3 separate regions of the Homo sapiens genome follow, and all the other regions are linked to region 3. Evidence: read pairs that join two places in POLR2A ChIA-PET (ENCODE). Cell type or tissue: GM12878. All regions are shown on one strand. Each heading gives the region's core, and the rest is flanking DNA. Links, peaks and the distances in the headings are about the cores only. Region 1 overlaps LOC105372462 (a long non-coding RNA gene). Region 2 holds the start of TMEM238 (transmembrane protein 238). Region 3 overlaps PPP6R1 (protein phosphatase 6 regulatory subunit 1).

What was found. Peaks named below come from ENCODE experiments on the same cell type or tissue, not always from the same donor. Only the 100,000 strongest peaks of a DNase experiment are listed, where the experiment ranks them.
Region 1: POLR2A ChIA-PET joins it to region 3 with 12 read pairs; 6 of 35 experiments call an interaction of 5 or more read pairs at or near these places.
Region 2: POLR2A ChIA-PET joins it to region 3 with 19 read pairs; 20 of 35 experiments call an interaction of 5 or more read pairs at or near these places.

The regions. Positions count from the first base shown.
Region 1 is chr19:55,417,491-55,422,929 of GRCh38, forward strand. The region is part of intron 2 of LOC105372462 (a long non-coding RNA gene); the gene reads left to right. Among named protein-coding and RNA genes, the nearest start is that of UBE2S, 12 kb to the left of the region's middle. RefSeq lists enhancers at 937-1,066, 1,622-2,191 and a silencer at 2,528-2,728. In GM12878, for the core only: no CTCF peak of the experiment used is centred there; no DNase peak of the experiment used is centred there.
Region 2 is chr19:55,379,379-55,384,817 of GRCh38, forward strand. TMEM238 (transmembrane protein 238) reads right to left here and starts at 4,914. Exons shown (of 2, transcript NM_001190764.2): 1 at 4,344-4,914. The coding sequence starts at 4,881. The coding sequence ends at 4,351. RefSeq lists enhancers at 1-417, 4,514-5,439, 5,430-5,439 and silencers at 4,420-4,509, 4,800-5,139. In GM12878, for the core only: a CTCF peak has its summit at 4,545; no DNase peak of the experiment used is centred there; H3K4me3 peaks cover 977 bases; H3K27ac peaks cover 689 bases.
Region 3 is chr19:55,251,070-55,256,508 of GRCh38, forward strand. The region is part of intron 1 of PPP6R1 (protein phosphatase 6 regulatory subunit 1); the gene reads right to left. Among named protein-coding and RNA genes, the nearest start is that of PPP6R1, 5.2 kb to the right of the region's middle. RefSeq lists enhancers at 2,549-2,628, 2,859-3,078, 3,089-3,198, 3,599-3,738, 4,039-4,088 and 1 more. In GM12878, for the core only: no CTCF peak of the experiment used is centred there; a DNase peak (open chromatin) is centred at 3,092; H3K4me3 peaks cover 2,500 bases; H3K27ac peaks cover 2,500 bases.

The DNA of each region.
Region 1 (5,439 bases), core at 1,963-4,462, 170 kb after region 3:
CAAAGTACTGGGATTACAGGTGTGAGCCACTGCGCCTGGCCAAGGGGGACAGTTTTAAATATGGTAGAACTAATTGAGAAGGTAACATCTGAATAAAGATTCAAATGAAGCGGCCGGGCACAGTGGCTCATGCCTGTAAACCCAGATCCCAGCACTTTGGGGAGCTGAAGTGGGTGGATCACTTGAAGTCAGGAGTTTGAGACCAGCCTGGCCAACATGGTGAAACCTCGTCTTTAATAAAAATACAAAAATCAGTAGGGTGTGGTGATTCGTGCCTGTAGTCCCAGCTACTTGGGAGGCTGAGGCAGGAGAATCACTTGAACCCAGGAAGCGGAGGTGGAGGTGGTGGTGAGCCGAGATCATGACACTGCACTTTAGCCTGGGTGACAGAGCGAGACTTTGTTTAAAAAAAAAAAAAAATTAAAGGAAGTAAGAGAGCAAGTTTTGTGGGAATCCAGAGAAAAGCCATTCCAGGCAGAGGAAACTGCCAGTGTCAAAGTCCCCTCACAGGAGTGAGCCTGACGATGAGCAGTCTTCAAAAGATTCCACATCATGGGCAAGTCAAGGTGTCCCATCTTTTATTTGCATCTCCTTTCTTCCCAGTGAGGTTGAGCATCCTTTCCTGAGTTTCTGTGTCTGCTAGTCTGTGGTTGGTAGCAGGTTCTCTGCTCCTTAGTTCCTGAGTACTTCTGAGCAGACACTTGTGACCTTCCCAGCTTGAGGGGTCTGCACACGCTGGGGTAGGTAATTGACAAAAACTACTTTCCTCTGTGCCTCTGGAGCTGAACTTGGAACTCTCCTGGGTGGGAGAGGCCCTGATCAATGCAAAAATAGGCCCTTAAGTGGATCGGGTGCTCCCTCTAGTGACAGACACAGCAGTAATTAAATGCATTACCCGGGGCCAATCCTGCTTCGCAAATCCCTGAGCACAAGGCAGAGACTTCTTGAGTGCACTAGGAATTTCTTGTAATGACTGTACAACCAACACTGGTGACGCACACCAAGCTTAAACAGAAAAATGCCCAGTGCTGGGGAGGGTGGGAGCACACGGACATTTTCACATACATGGACTTGGCACAGGCCCTCTGAGTCGTAGTTGGCATTGTCTAGCAAAAGTCTTCAAAATACACCTGCCACTCATCTCCTGAGAGCTCATCCTAAAGAAAATGGAGGGAGTGGCCGGGCGCGGTGGCTCACACCTGTAATCCCAGCACTGTGGGAGGCCAAGGCGGGTTGAGGGAGTGGCCAGGCGCGGTGGCTCACACCTGTAATCTCAGCACTTCGGGAGGCCAAGGTGGATTGAGGGAGTGGCCAGGCGCGGTGGCTCACACCTGTAATCCCAGCACTTCGGGAGGCCAAGGCGGGCAGATCACAAGGTCAGGGGATTGAGAGCAGCCTGGCCAACATGGCGAAACCCTGTCTCTACCAAAAGTACAAAAATTAGCTGGATGTGGTGGCAGTGCCTGTAGTCCCAGCTACTTGGGAGGCTGAGGCAGGAGAATCGCTTGAACCAGGGAGTCGGAGGTTGCAGTGAGCCAAGATTGCACCACTGCACTCCAGCCTGGGCGACAGAGCAAGACTCCATCTCAAAAAAAAAAAAAAAAAGAAAAAAGAAAAAAGAAAAAATTAAAGGAATGCACCAAGTGTTGTGCAAAAAGATGTTCCTCAAGTATTGTTTAGAGTAGTAAAAACTAGGGAAAACCCAAACATCTATTGGTAGTGATGGCAGGGGCTGCTGCTATCATGCTGGCTGCAGCAGGGAGGTGCAGCTGGGGCTGCACGTTTCATGGAGCCGGGGGAGCCCCGCCCCTTCTGAGTTGGGGCAGAGCTCCCCAGGTGTCACTGCAGTCACCCAAACTGTGGCTGTGGATCTGAGCCTCCCTGTGCTCTTGGGGGTGAGGGGGGTGGTGCCAGGAACGGGCAGGATCTGTCCTCCTGGGTGCAGCTGCAGCCACCAGACCCGGTACTGCAAATCTGGGCCTCCAGCTCCACAGAGCAGGCAGGAGCTGGGACAAGTGGGAGCCCTGCCCCTTCTGAATTGGTGGGGTGGGAGCTTCTGGGTGCAGTGGCAACTGCCCTCCCAGGCATGGGACTCAAGAGTCTCTGCAGCCTGCACCCTTGGGGGCCCCAGGAAGGGCCCCCCATCCCTTCAGTCTCAGGGGTGCCTGTTCCCACTGCCTGGCTTCTCACCGCTCCTGGCTCCTGCTCCCATCTCAGATCAGTGGTTAGGGCAGAGCCCCGGGGCTGTGAATGGCAGTAGGAGGCCTGGGCAGAAGGGGGCAGTCCTAAGGAGGGCCTGAAGGCTGGGGGCTGGGCTATCAGTCCTGAGGACCAGAGTGGGGACACGCGGTGCCTCTTCTGGGCTGCCCATGGCTACCCATGGACCAATCAGCATGGACTTCCTTCCCTCTGAGGCCCATAAAAGCTCTGGGCTCAGCCAGAGCAGGGCAGGGGACAGCCAGAGAAGGAAGAGGGAGGAGAGAGGATTGGACTACCAGTGGCAGAGAAGAGCTACCTGCAGACTACCTGCTGGCAGAGAGGAGCCACCCCCACCAGGGCCTCCTCTCTGCTAAGAATTGCAGACATTAGGATGACCAGTTGTAGGGAGGAGCTACCCTCTCCAGAACCTCCTGTCTGCTGATAACTGAACACTCAACAGATGACCTGCCTACAGAGAGGAGCTACCCACTGTGGGTCCTCTGAGCGGTTGTAACACTAAATCAAGCTCATCCTTGTCTTCTTCACCCTTCACTTGTCTGCGTACCTCATTCTTCCTGGACTCAGGACAAGAACTCAGGCAAAGGCATCATTGGCAACAGAGGTTTCCAGCGGGGAAGAAAATCTACACCCCAAAGATCCTGTAGCAGTAGGAACTGGGAAAAAATTATGCTGCATCCATACAACAGAATATGCTATAGCCACTGAAAATGAGGGAGGTTTTGTTGTTTTTTGAATCACTGGTGTCTCGAAGAATCTGATGAAAGTACTGGATCCATTTCCCTGAAAAAAGCAAGTACAAATGCTAACGAATACATGTGAGAAGAATAATGAGTTTGGAAAATTATCATCTGAAGATTGCTGTTCAACTTTTGGAGAGTGATATTCAGATGCTTTGAAGACTTCCAATATTCAAACATCGTTGTAATGCCTGATTCAGCCAAGGCCGGGCATGGTGGCTCACACCTGTAATCCTAGCACTTTGGGAGGCTGAAGTGGGCAGATCATGAGGCCAGGAGTTTGAGAGCAGCCTGACTAACATGGTGAAACCCCGTCTCTACTAAAAATACAAAAATTAGCTGGGCATGGTGGCACATAATCCCAGCTACTCGGGAGGCTGAGGCAGGAGAATCGCTTGACTCCGCAAGGTAGAGGTTGCAGTGAGCCGAGATCACACTGCTGTACTCCAGGCTGAATGACAGAGCAAGGCTCCATCTCGAAAAAAAAATAAAAAAAAATTGATTCAGCCAAGAGAATCATCAGTGGAGGCCAAAGCAGCATGTGAAAGTTTGAGGAGAAAAAAGATAACTACATAGCATCAGGCTAAGTGTGGTGGCTCATGCCTGTAATCCAAGCACTTTGGGTAGTTGATACCTTGATCTTGGACTTCCAGCCTCCAGAACTGTGAAGAAATAGACTTCTGTTGTTGGCCAGGTGCAGTGGCTCCCACCTGTAATCCCAGCACTTTGGGAGGCTGAGGCAGGAGGATGGCTTGAGCCCAGGAGTTTAAGACCAGCCTGGGCAACACAATGAGACCCCCATCTCTATTAAAAAAAAAGCTTAAAAATTAGCCAGGCATGTTGGTGTGCACCTGTAATCCCAGCTATTCAGGAGGCTGAGGTGAGAGGATCCCTTGTGCTCAGAAGGCCAAGGCTGCAGTGAGTCTCGTTGGTGCCACTGCACTCCAGCCTTGGTGGAGTGCACTCAGAGCATATGAGCTCTGAGCACATGAACTTCAGGAAGCATGAGAGCATGGGCTTCCTTCAGCCAAAGCGCTGAGACTCTGGCATCCCTTCTGTGGTTTTCCTGTCTCACACATGTAACCCAGATCTAATCATGAGGAAACATCAGATGCGCCTAAATGCAAGGCATATTCTATAAAATGGCCTACCTGGATTCTTTAAAAAATCAGCATTAAAAAAGGCAAAGACTGGGCTGGGCGTGGTGGCTGCCACCTGTAATCCCAGCACTTTGGGAGGCTGAGGCAGGAGGATCACTTGAGCCCAGGAGTTCTAGCCTGGGCAACATAGTGAGACCCCTTCTCTTAAAAAAAACATCTCCTTAATCTCTGCGTGAATTGTGTGCAATAATAAAAAATAAAAATAGAAAAGAAAGACAAAGACTGAGTAACTGTTTCAGAGTGAAGCCACCTCAGCCGGGCGCAGTGGCTCATGCCTGTAATCCCAGCACTTTGGGAGGCCGAGGCGGGCGGATCACAAGGTCAGGAGATCGAGACCATCCTGGCTAACATGGGGAAACCCCGTCTCTACTGAAAATAGAAAAAAATCAGCCAGGCTTGGTGGCGGGCACGTGTAGTCCCAGCTACTTGGAAGGCTGAGGCAGGAGAATGGCGTGAACCCAGGAGGCGGAGCTTGCAGTGAGCTGAGATCGCACCACTGCACTCCAGCCTGGGCAACAGAGCGAGACTCTGTCTCAAAAAAAAAAAAAAAAAAAAGAAGCCACCTCAAGAAGCACAATAGCTGCATGCAACACCCAATCCTGGAGTGTCACAAACTGAAAGCTGCTCTGAAAGACAGTAGCAGGACGCTTGATGCAATTCAAACATGGACTTGGTCAATGCTAAATTCTTGAGTGTGATAATTATGCTGTGGATGTGTAAGAGAGTGGCCTTGTTCTTCAGAATGGCCTCTAGGGGTAAAGGGATGTGATAGGTGCAACTTACTCCCAAATATCTCCAAAAAAAAAAAACACGATTTTTTTCTTTTTTTTAGAAGGTGTCTCGCTCTGTAACCCAGGCTGGAGTGCAATGGCACGATCTCGGCTCACTGCAACTTCCGCCTCCCAGGTTCAAGCGATTCTCCCGCCTCAGCCTCCTGAGTAGCTGGGATTACAGGCACCCACCACCACGCCTGGCTAATTTTTGTATTTTTAGTAGAGACGGGGTTTCACCATGTTAACCGGGATGGTCTTGATCTCCTGACCTCGTGATCTGCCCGCCTCGGCCTCCCAAAATGCTGGGATTACAGGGGTGAGCCACTGCACCTGGCTTTTTTTTTTCTTTCTTTTTTTTGATGGAGTTTTGCTCTTGTTGCCCAGGCTGTGGTGCAATGGCACGATCTTGGCTCACTGCAACCTCTGCCTCCTGGGTTCAAGCAAGTCTCCTGCCTCAGCCTACCGAGTAGCTGGGATTACAGGCGCCTGCCACCACGCCCAGCTAATTTTTTGTATTTTTAGTGGAGACGGGGTTTCATTATGTTGGCC
Region 2 (5,439 bases), core at 2,140-4,639, 130 kb after region 3:
AGGGTGGAGTGAGCGACTGCTCAGGAACCCCTCCCATCCCTGTTCCGGGCTCTCTGCCTGCGGGGGCAGAGGCAGGGAGCCCCATCCGCCTGCCCTTGCCGCTCACATGGACTCACACACTTGCTCCTTCATCCCTGCATGCCCCCATTTGCTGAGTGTGTGCATGCGTGTGTACCTTTAACGCCCTGAAATCCAAGGGTAGAGGCCAGGGAATGCGAGCCAGGGAGAGGCAGAAAGGGGGAGACGAAGACATGCAGAAGGGGAAAGGCAGAAGCACAGGGACAAAGAAAGAGACCTGGGAGACAGAGACACAGAGACAAAGAGTGAGAGAGAGGGAGACAGGCAGACACAGTGAAGACAGAAGGAGGCCGGGCATCGTGGTCCTCATCTCAGACCCTCACCCCAGCATTTTGGCTGCAGGCAGGAGGATCACTTGAGCCCAGGAGTTTGACACCAGCCTGGGTAACATAGGAAGACCCCGTCTCTGGTACCTGTAGTCCCAGTTCCTTGGGAGGCTGAGGTGGGAGGATTGCTTGAGCCCAGGAGGTGGAGGCTGCAGTGAGCTGTGATTGCACCACTGCTCTCCAGCCTGAACAACAGAGTGATGGGGGTGGCTCTGCCCGGCTACTCATGGTGGTCTCGGAGGTTGTGGGGGTACCAGAGCCAGAACCTGTGGGTCCCTCTGCTAAAATTCAGGTTCTCTGTCTTTCATGCGCTGGAAGCTGCTCACTCTCCCCAGTAAACAAGAGTCCTGGGTTTGAACAGGCCCATTTTCCTCTAAGTGGGGCCTACGTTCGAGTCAGTGTGGTCTGAGTCTTTGGTGGAGGCTCCAAGAGTGGAGGCCTGTGCAGCTGTGTTAGACGTTTAAGCTACGTAAAGGATTCTCCTCTCCTCCCCTCCCCTCCCCTCCCCCCTTCCCCCCTCCCCTCCCCCCTTGCCCGTCCCCTCCCCCTTCCCCCTTCCCCCTCCCCTCCCTTCCCCCCTTCCCTCCCTGCTTCCCCCTCCCCTCCCCCTTCCCCCCTCCTCCCCTCCCCTCCCCTCCTCTCCTCTCCTTTTCTTTTTTTGAGATGGAGTCTTGCTCTGTTGCCCAAGCTGGAGTGCAGTGGCACGATCTTGGTTCACTGCAACCTCCGCCTCCCAGATTCAAGTGATTCTCCTGCCTCAGCCTCCCTAGTAGCTGGGATTACAGGCGTCCGCCACCATGCCTGGCTAATTTTTGTATTTTTAGTAGAGACAGGGTTTCACCATGGTTGCCAGGTTGGTCTCGAACTCCTGACCTCAGGTGATCCACCCGCCTCGGCCTCCCAAAGTGCTGGGATTACAGGCATGAGCCACCATGCCCAACCTCATAAAGGATGTTCTTTTCTTTCTTTTTTTGAGACGGGTTCTCACTCTGTCACTCAGGCTGGAGTGCAGTGGCGTGATCTTGGCTCACTGCAGCCTTTGCCTCCCAGGTTCAAGCAAGCAATTCTCCCACCTCGGCCTCCCAAAGTGCTGGGATTACAGGCATGAGCCACTGTGCTCAGCCAGGATTTCCAAAGGTAACAGTAACTACAGGTGCTTATGTTTGCATTCTATGCCAAGCTTCATGTTAGCTTACGCTTCACCCGTGCAAGCAGATGTTCATGCTTTCTTACCCCAGTTCCTTCACTGAATCACGGCACGTAGCATATGATTGGGGTGACTATTTCCCCAAATCTCACAAAGAATAATATATAACTGGTAGCATTCTGGATGCATAGGAGAAAAGTTAATTCCAGCCGGGCACGGTGGTTCACGCCTGTAATCCCAGCACTTTGGGTGGCCGAGGTGGGCGGATCACCCGAGATCGGGAGTTTGAGACCAGCCTGACCAACATGGAGAAACCCCGTCTCTACTAAAAATACAAAATTAGCCAGGTGTGGGGGTGCATGCCTGTAATCCCAGCTACTCGGGAAGCTGAGGCAAGAGAATTGCTTGAACGCGGGAGGCAGAGGTTGCAGTGAGCCGAGATTGCGCCACTGCACTCCAGCCTGGACAACAAGAGTGTAACTCCATCTCAAAAAAAAAAAAAAAAAAAAAAAAAGTTAATTATTTACCTACATAGAACGTCCTAGGATAATAGGGTTTAATTCTTTTACCAAAACCCTATTTGAGAGATGAATTCAGTCACCCAACCATCCATGTGCCATTAAATGCATTCATCCACTCATCTGTGTACTTATCATTCAGCCCCAACCATCTATTCAACTACCCATTCACCCATCTACCTATCTATCCAGAGAGCGCACAGAGGCTGGGCAAACTCTGACTGTCCTATGGATAGTCCTATGGACCAGCCGAGGCCCCTGCCCCAAGGAGTTCCCAGGTGTAACCGCAAGTTAAGGTGCCCTGGGGAGGTGACACAGGCACCCTCATTTCTTTTGTTCAGTAGGAGTCTCTGAGGCCTCCCCAGTACCATGCTGCATGGGTGAGGCCGAGGACACAGAGAAGTATCAGGAAAAGCTCTTGCCCCTTTATCAGGCAGGGCTCCCTCTCCAACCATATCCATTCATGGTTCATTGCCCAATTCACCACCTACCCATATCTACCCATTAAACAACCCATCCATCCGTCAATCCAACCACATCCCTGCATCAACCAACCCATGTATTCACCCATCCACCCACCCACCCATCTGTCCATTCACCCGTCCATCCACCCATCCATCTACCCATCCACCTATCCAACCACCCACCCATCTATGCATTCACCCATCCATCCATCAAACAACTCATCCATCCACGCACCCATCGATCTACCCATCCACCCACCCACCCATCTATCAATCTATCATCCATTCACCCATGCATCCATCAACCAACTCATCCATCCATCCACCCATCCATCTACCCATCCACCCATCCAGCCATCCGTTCTTCCATCCATCCTTCCACTTCCCTACCCAACCATCAACCTTTCCTGATTTCACACTTTTTGCTGGGCAATGCTAGGAACAAGGACGCTAGGGACCTAGGTCTTACCCTCAAGGCACTCCCTGTCAGGTGGGAGAGACAGTAACAACATAGACACAGCACATGGCCATATAAGCAGCAAGAGGGGTCGCTCAGACAATATGAAGACCCAGAGAAGACCCAGAGAAATTAAGTTAAATCTTAAACATGTGAGAAGTTTTCTGGGTGGAGTGGAGACAGCCAAGGGCACTCCTGGTGTAGAGAAGAGCAGGAACAGGGACCAACTGGCTATCTGTGGACTAAGAGACACCATTAGTGCAGAGAGGCAGGAGAAATGGGGCCAAAATATGGGGGGTCCACAGGCCAGTGAGTGCTTCAGTTTAACCAAAGGTGAAGAGGGAGCCACAGCAGGTCTTTGAGCAGAGGCAGGCTAGCTGGAAAGGTGTGTTTAGGAAAGAGATAGAAGGTAGAGGGGAAAGGGGAGTGAATGTGTGGTGGCTTCATTTCTCCTGCTGTTGGTCCTTCTTACTCCTCCTTTTCTAGGCCTACAGGTCAGGAAAATCCCAGCTCCTCCTTTCCTAGGCCTACAGGTCAGGAGAATCCCAGCTCCTCTTTTCCTAGGCCTACAGGTCAGGAGAATCCCAGCTCCTCCACCTACGTGTTGTGTGGCCTTGGGCAAATGTGGCGCCTTTCTGCGCTTCAGTTTCCTCCACTGCAGAATGGGGATGGTAATAGTAGTGACCTTGGAGACCAGTTACATGGAGAGGATTAAATGGGGCCTGGTCTGGGCTCAGTGGCTCACGCCTGTAATCCCAGCACTTTGGGAGGCTGAGGAGAGCAAATCGCATGAGCTCAGGAGGTGGGGACCAACCTGGCCCACATGGCAAAACCCCGTCTCTACTAAATATACAAAAATTAGCCCGGCAAGGTGGGGCGCACATGTATTCTCAGCTACTTGGGAGGCTCAGGTGGGAGGACTGCTTGAGCCTAGGAGGTCGAGGCTGCTGTGAGCTGAGATCACGCCACTGCACTCCAGCCTGGGTGACAGTGAGAGATCCTGTCTCAAAACAACCCCAAACGACAACAAAACAAAACAAAACAAAAAATGGGGCCTGGTGTACCTGGAAGCTGGGGCTCTCCCCGTGCGGGGGGCCTAACTGTGTGACTCGACCCCCACACTTCCCATCTCCAGGGGCAGGGTCTCACAGCCTCCCCCACGTATGCACCTGTGCTTGCTGTGTCTGCGGTTCTCCGCCAGAGCCTTCCCGTCCCTGTCTCCACCCCGCCCTGGGACTCTACCTCCCCATGGCCGCTCTCTGTCTCCATCTGTCCATCGCTCCCCCGTCTGTCTCCATTCCCGTCCCTCCCTCGGTCCCTCCGTCTCCCCGCCCTGCCCCGCCCGCCCCTCACCTGGGCCTCACTCGCTGCCCGCGCCCGCCGCCCCGGGCCCGGCCTCGAGCGTGGCGAGCTGCAGGCGCACGCGGCGGGAGCCGGCGGCGGGCGGCGGGGGCGCGCGGGCGGCTCGGCGCGCTCTCCGGGAGCCGGGCGCGGGGCGCTGGCCCGCGGCGGCGGGCGCCGACCAGCGGCGGGAGAGCTTGCGCGCCAGGCGGGCGAGCGCCGAGGGCCGCAGGCCGTAGTCGCGCTCCAGCTCCTGGCGCGAGATCTCGATGTTGCCGGTGTACCAGAGGATCCAGCCCAGCAGGCTCAGGAACACCAGCAGCGCGCCCGAGTAGATGAGCAGGTCCCCGAAGTCGCGGCCGCGCACCTGCAGCTGCGCGAACACGCCGGTCAGCAGCGCCGCCATGCCCGCCACATCCAGCGCCACGGCCAGCAGCAGCGCCATCCGGCAGCGGCCCAGGCCGGCCGCGGGTGCTGGCGCGGCCGCCGGCGCGGACGGTGCACCCGGCGGGCTCCCCTGCGAGGCGCACACCGCTGGCGCCGCCGCCATGGCCCTGCACCGCCGCCGCTGGCGCCCAGAGAGAGCGTTCCGGGGTGCGGCCCGGTCCGGGGCGGGGTCAGGGGACGGCGCCAGGTGTGCCAAGCTCCCGCCTGGTCACCTGAACCGGGCTGGGCGCGAACCGGCGCGGCCGGGGTTACCCTGGTCGTGGTTTCCGTGCAGGGGCTATTGCTCAGAGGCCTGAGCTGGTGGTAGCCAGGCGCACAGCCACGGGTGCCTAGGGCCCGTGCCACCCAGGGAGGTCACATATGGCCAAAAATCAGGGCATTTTAGTGGTGGCAGCATGGGACACTCGGAGCCGGGCGTGGCGTTGTTTCTGCTCAGTGTCCGCCTCCCGAAGCCTGTGCAGATCAGACAGTGCAGATCAGACAAGGCCTTTAGACACCAAGGAGCTCTGGGACGCGAGAACCAGTAGTCGGGGTGATCTAAGAGGGGAAGCTCCGGGTTCCGCGGAAGCTGAGTTTCCTTCACTCAGCGCGTGTCTTCTGGGGTCTCCTGTGTTCAGCGAATGAAGCCACGGGCACAAGGACGGACGAGACCCATCAGGTC
Region 3 (5,439 bases), core at 1,559-4,058:
AAGCATTCACCTCACAGAAGGGCCTTCCCTGGCCTGCCTGGCTCAAGCAGCCCCCAGCCCCGCCTTTGTCCACCACTGTCTCCCTGTCTCCCTGAGCTGTGCGTTCTGACCTGCCGCCTGGAAGCATCTCTGTGACACAGCAATGAAGCACTGGAGGTACACACTCGTGGCCCTACAATGCTTCCTCTAGAACCTTCCCCCTAGGTTACCATGGGCACCTGAGGGCAGCACCTAGCATGGAACCTGGCCCTGGCAATAAACGCTCACAAGTATTAGCTGAAAAGCAAACCTCATTTTCACAAGGCCCCAGCTCCTCCCAGGCAGGAGGCTGCCGTACCTGTCAGGGCGTTAGACGAAGTGAAATCACTCCCACTCCGGCCCCTCCCAGCCACTCCTACGGGGTCCCTAAATCAGGAGGTGGGGGAAAGTGCAAGATCGCCCTGGGCAGGCAATGGGTGTGTATTTTCCCCTGTGTCAAGAGTGACGAAGGCACCACCACCTCACAAGGAAATACAACTGTTTCCCTTCCTTGCTCCGGGAACCTCTGTGTGCACAGTGGTAACTCCCCACCTCCCCACTTCTGCCCAGATGCTAGACCTCCTCAAGGGACCATCCCCTACTTCCCAGCCCGCTTGACAAGGAATGCGACAGGCCGACCACCAAGTGTCCATGTCACAGATGAGAAAACTCAGGCTCAGCAAAGGTGACTCACCAGCGTGCTGAGGGAAGCGGGAGGGGGAATGGATTTCCTGATCTGGGTGTACCTGGGACCAGAATAATCTCAAGGGGCAACCGCCAAATTTATCATGACTCTGCCAATTTCCGGCCTAAGGCTGTGGCGAGCAAAGCACCGAGACGTGGCAAGCACACACACACAGCCTCTTTCTCCGTGGGAGACCAAGCAGGCTGATAGGCTGCCCATGCCATGCCAGCAAAGCCAGTCCCAAGGAACCACACACTGCAGGCCTCCAACTATGTGAAGCATCCAGAACAGGCAAATCCATAGAGACAGAAAAGAGCTTACAGGCTTCCAGGAGCTGGCGGGGATTGGGCGAAGTTCCTGAAAGGAAAGGGTGATTAAAAAAAAGTTCCAAAATCAATTGTGGTGATGTTTCCACAACGTTGTGAATACACTAAGAACCACTGAATTGTACCCTTTATTTATTATTTTTTTTCTTGAGACAGAGTCTCTCTCTGTCACCCAGCCTGGAGTGCAGTGGCGCGATCTCGGCTCACCGCAACCTCCAGCTCCTGGGTTCAAGCATATCTCCTGCCTCAGCCTCCCGAGTAGTGGGGACTACAGGTGCGCACCACCATTCTTGGCTGATTTTTTTTTTTTTTTTTTTTGAGACAGAGTTTCGCTCTGTCACCCAGGCTGGAGTGCAGCGGCGCGATCTCGGCTCACTGCAATCTCCGCCTCCCGGTTTTAAGCAATTCTCCCACCTCAGCCTGAGTACCTGGGATTACAGGAGTGCGCCACCACACCCAGCTAATTTTTGTGTGTGTTTTTTTAGTAAAGACGGGGTTTCACCATATTGGCCAGGCTGGTCTCGAACTACTGACCTTGTGATCCGCCTGCCTGGGCCTCCCAAAGCACTGGGATTACAGGCATGAATCACCACGCCCGGCCTAATTTTTGCATTTTTTTAGTACAGACGGGGTTTCACCACGTTGGCCAGGCTGGTCTTGAATGCCTGACCTCAAGTGATCTGCCTGCCTCGGCCTCCCAAAGTGCTGGGCTTACAGGCGTGAGCCACTGCGCCTGGCTGTACACTCTAAATGGATGAACTGTACAGAATATCTCAATAAAAACTGTTGGGGGAAAAAAAAAAACCTGCCTCAGGCCATCGGCCATGGCAGGGACAGAGCCAGGGCCAGGCTCAGGCCTTGCACTATGTCCCAGCGTCCGCAGAGCTGATGAGATGCCGGCCAGCCTGGCAGAGCTGAAGCTGCCAAGGCTCAGCCCTGGGGCACTCACCCAGGTTACCCCTTCCCCATCCCTCACCACCAACAGCTCTAAGCTAAGTGAGCCCCTCCACAGTGGGGACGGGATAGGAGCAGCACCAAGCCAGCATCTGTAGAAAATCCATGGACCCGCACTTGCAGAGACACTTGTCTCGGCTCCACATCAAGACCAAGTAAAGAATTCTTATTATTCCGACAGAGTCTCATGTGGAAGAGGGGCCCAGAGGGGTGGAGCCACATGGCTAGCAAGAGGCTTCCAGTGTGCCCTGGTCTCTAAACAACAGGCAGAAATTCTCACACTGAGGCCCACCGTTCACTTCTAAGATACCTGATTAAAGGGCACAGGCATGGCCCTCGGCCCCCAAACCCCCTACCCCTGGTACAGACTAACCATCTGCTTCGGGGAAAAGGTCAGGCTTCCCCTCCAAACCGAGCTCCCCAGACAACTGGGGCAGGGGCAGCCAGAATGAGACGGGAGGGTGCTCGCTGGTGCACGGCATCCAAGAACTTCGGCCCTGAGAACCCAGGCAGCGCCCTGAACTCTCCATCTCAAGTGGCTCCTCTGAAAATCAGAATAGACTGAAAGGCTCAAATGCAATTGAGTGGTCGACACTCTACAGACCTCAATTATCAGGCTCTAAACAGAATGAAGATGCAAATATGGAAGAACAGAAAAAAAGAGAAAAAAACTTTCCCCCACCACAACCTCTGAATGCACTATGGCCTGAAGCCCTCTCAGTCCCCTCTCCCAACCTAATGAAGCCTGCTAGAATCCCTGCGAATGGAGCAGGAGAGTGGGTTTCACTCGCACTCTCCTGGTGAACCTGGGCAGGCGCTTGATTTCTCTGAGTCTCATTTCCTCATCCGTGAAAAGGAGACACAGCCCACCAGGGCGGGCTGCTGTGAAAAGGCATTGAGCTAAAGCAGGTGGCCGTGACACAGCAGGAGCTCAGCAGGTGCAAGTCTCTTCCGGTCCAACCCTGAGGCCACGTCCAGATGCTTTCTGGCAGGACAGGTAGGGGACCGGTCACTACCCCAAAGGTGATGGTGCTAAACACAGAGGAGCAGGAGAAAGACTCTACCCATTTGCCTAAGTGACTCAAGTACTTTTCCTCAGACCATTCGGATACTACGGCAGGCGCCATGCACCCCGCCACCCCCATTCTTTGCAACTTTTAGCAACTTCAAGAAAGCGGAAGTGACTACCACTAGTTTTTAGCTACCGTTTGAAAACCATGAGTCTGGCTGCAAACGGAAGAAGGGGAAATTGTAAATGAGAAAGGAAGCCATTAAAAACGAAAACTACCTCTGCCGCTCTCCCTCCACCAGCTCTGCACTATTGCCTCTGGTTTCTGACTTAGCTGTGGTGTTTTAGGGCCTTCAACACCAGCCACCCCTCAAGGGCCTGCCAGCCCCTTCCTTCCCCTGCTTGGACAGGCACTAACTGCGGCTCCCACAGAGCCATCCCCACTGCTGCACGTATCCGCCCAAGCACAGCTCTGCCGCCAGGGAACCGGTGGGCCCATGCTTCATCTGTCACCCCTTCCCAACCTGCGCTGACCCACGAGCACCCAGAAATGGAGGTCATGGGCACAGATGCCTCAGGGGGCCTCCAGAAACAGCTGCCTGAGCTGTCCCAATGCTCAGCAGAAGCTCCAACGCCTGGCCCCCTGGCCGGTACCCTAGGAAGGGAAAGAGCCTGCTACCAGCAGCAGGCTGGCCAGCACCCAGCTCCTTAAAGGGCCCAGAGTCCGGAGGACAGCAAGACCATCTCCCTCTAATGTCCCCCAAGCCTCTGTCAGCTCTCAGCCAAATCTGAAAGGGGGCTGGGAACACCCAATTCCAGGGATGCAGTGACAGTAATGGCAACCCCACCACCTCTGGGCAGGACCTACGGTGTGTGCCGGCTGCAGAATCCGGCATCACCCACCCAGCAAGGAGGAACCAGGGACACCAATTTGATAGAAAGGGCCACTGGGGCCAGAGGAGAAGGGGGAGCGGCCCAAGGCCCAACAAGATGATGAGCTAGGGCTTTCCTGTGGCTTGGGAAAGCCTTGGGGAGGGTCCCCACTTAAAGAGAACCCTCAGTGCCTCCCCCTCTGGCCCCAGAAGCACACCCTCCCAAGGGAGCTAGCAGCCCTGGTCCAACCCCAGAGGATGGAATAACTAGGAAACAGAAGAGTCTAGAAACACTGGCCAAGGACTGGGACGGGGACTTGAACATCCACATTCAAATCGTCTCCTGAACTGGCCACAGGTTTAAAGGAAAGAAAGGAAAAGACCAATGAACGGATTTGAAATAGCTCTTTGGAAAAACAGAAAGGGGCAGAGTTAGGGTTACAGTGTGATCCAAAGTCAGAAAAGCTTGCATTCCCATTTGACCTCCCCAAACTGAAATCTCTGTGGCCTAGACCAAGGATCTCACCCCACCGAGCCCCAGTTTCCTTATCCGGGAAATACCTCACAGATGGGGTTACTATAAGGCAGCACTCTCTGGAGAAGGACCCACAAAACTGGTGTGCAAAGGGAAAACCACGGTTTGGCATGGAAAGGCAGGTGAGCCCCATCAAGCCGGGTGCCGAGTGATTCCCACTCTGGCAAGGCCCCTCACTCTCACCAAAGCTCTCAGGCCTCTCTCACCTCATCTCTTGCTACCTCCCGCGTGGGCGTCACACCTGACTGCCCTCAGCCGGGGCTGGGCTGCTCCCTCCTCCTTCCCGGAGCTCTTCGAGTCTGACTAGCTCCTCCTGGGTCCTTCAGGCCCCCACACAGACACCACTTCCTCCAGGGAGCCTCCCCCCCGCATCTGTGTTAGAGGCCTGCTCCACGCCGCTTCCACAGCATCCCGCAGTCACCCTGGAACAGCATGTGAGCCTCGGCTCTGTGACAGGATGTACCTGTTCAGTCATCTGCCTCCCCCTGAAACATGCCGACTTCCCAGGATCTAGCATAAGGCCAGGCCCAACTAAAGCTACTTGTTGAATTAATGAAAACTGAAGCCAGAGAAAGGTGTTCTGTTAAGAGCACTGGGCCACACATCCCACAAAAGAAAAAAAATGGGCAGGGGGACCAGACAAGCAGGTTCTCCTCTAATGGAAAGAAACAGTAGATGAACCAACAAAAGCTAATGGCCACAAAGATGGTGGTGACTCGCAATACACAACTCACCAACTCACAGCTCATGAGTCACAACAGAGCAAATAAGCCACAACGACACACCATACCCCAGCAGTGGAGCAAAGTTCTCCTCCTCTGCGCTGCTAACATTTGGGCTGGACGGTTCTTTTCGGTGTTGGGGCTGCCCATGCACTGGAGGACACTTAGCAACATCCCTAGCCTCCACCTCCACTCACCAGATACTGGCAGCATTCCCCCCAGTTGTAACAACCAAAAACATCTCCAGATATCGCCAATCGTCCCCCAGGGGACACAATCGCCCCCAGTTGAGAGCCACTGCAATGGACATTCCCAAAT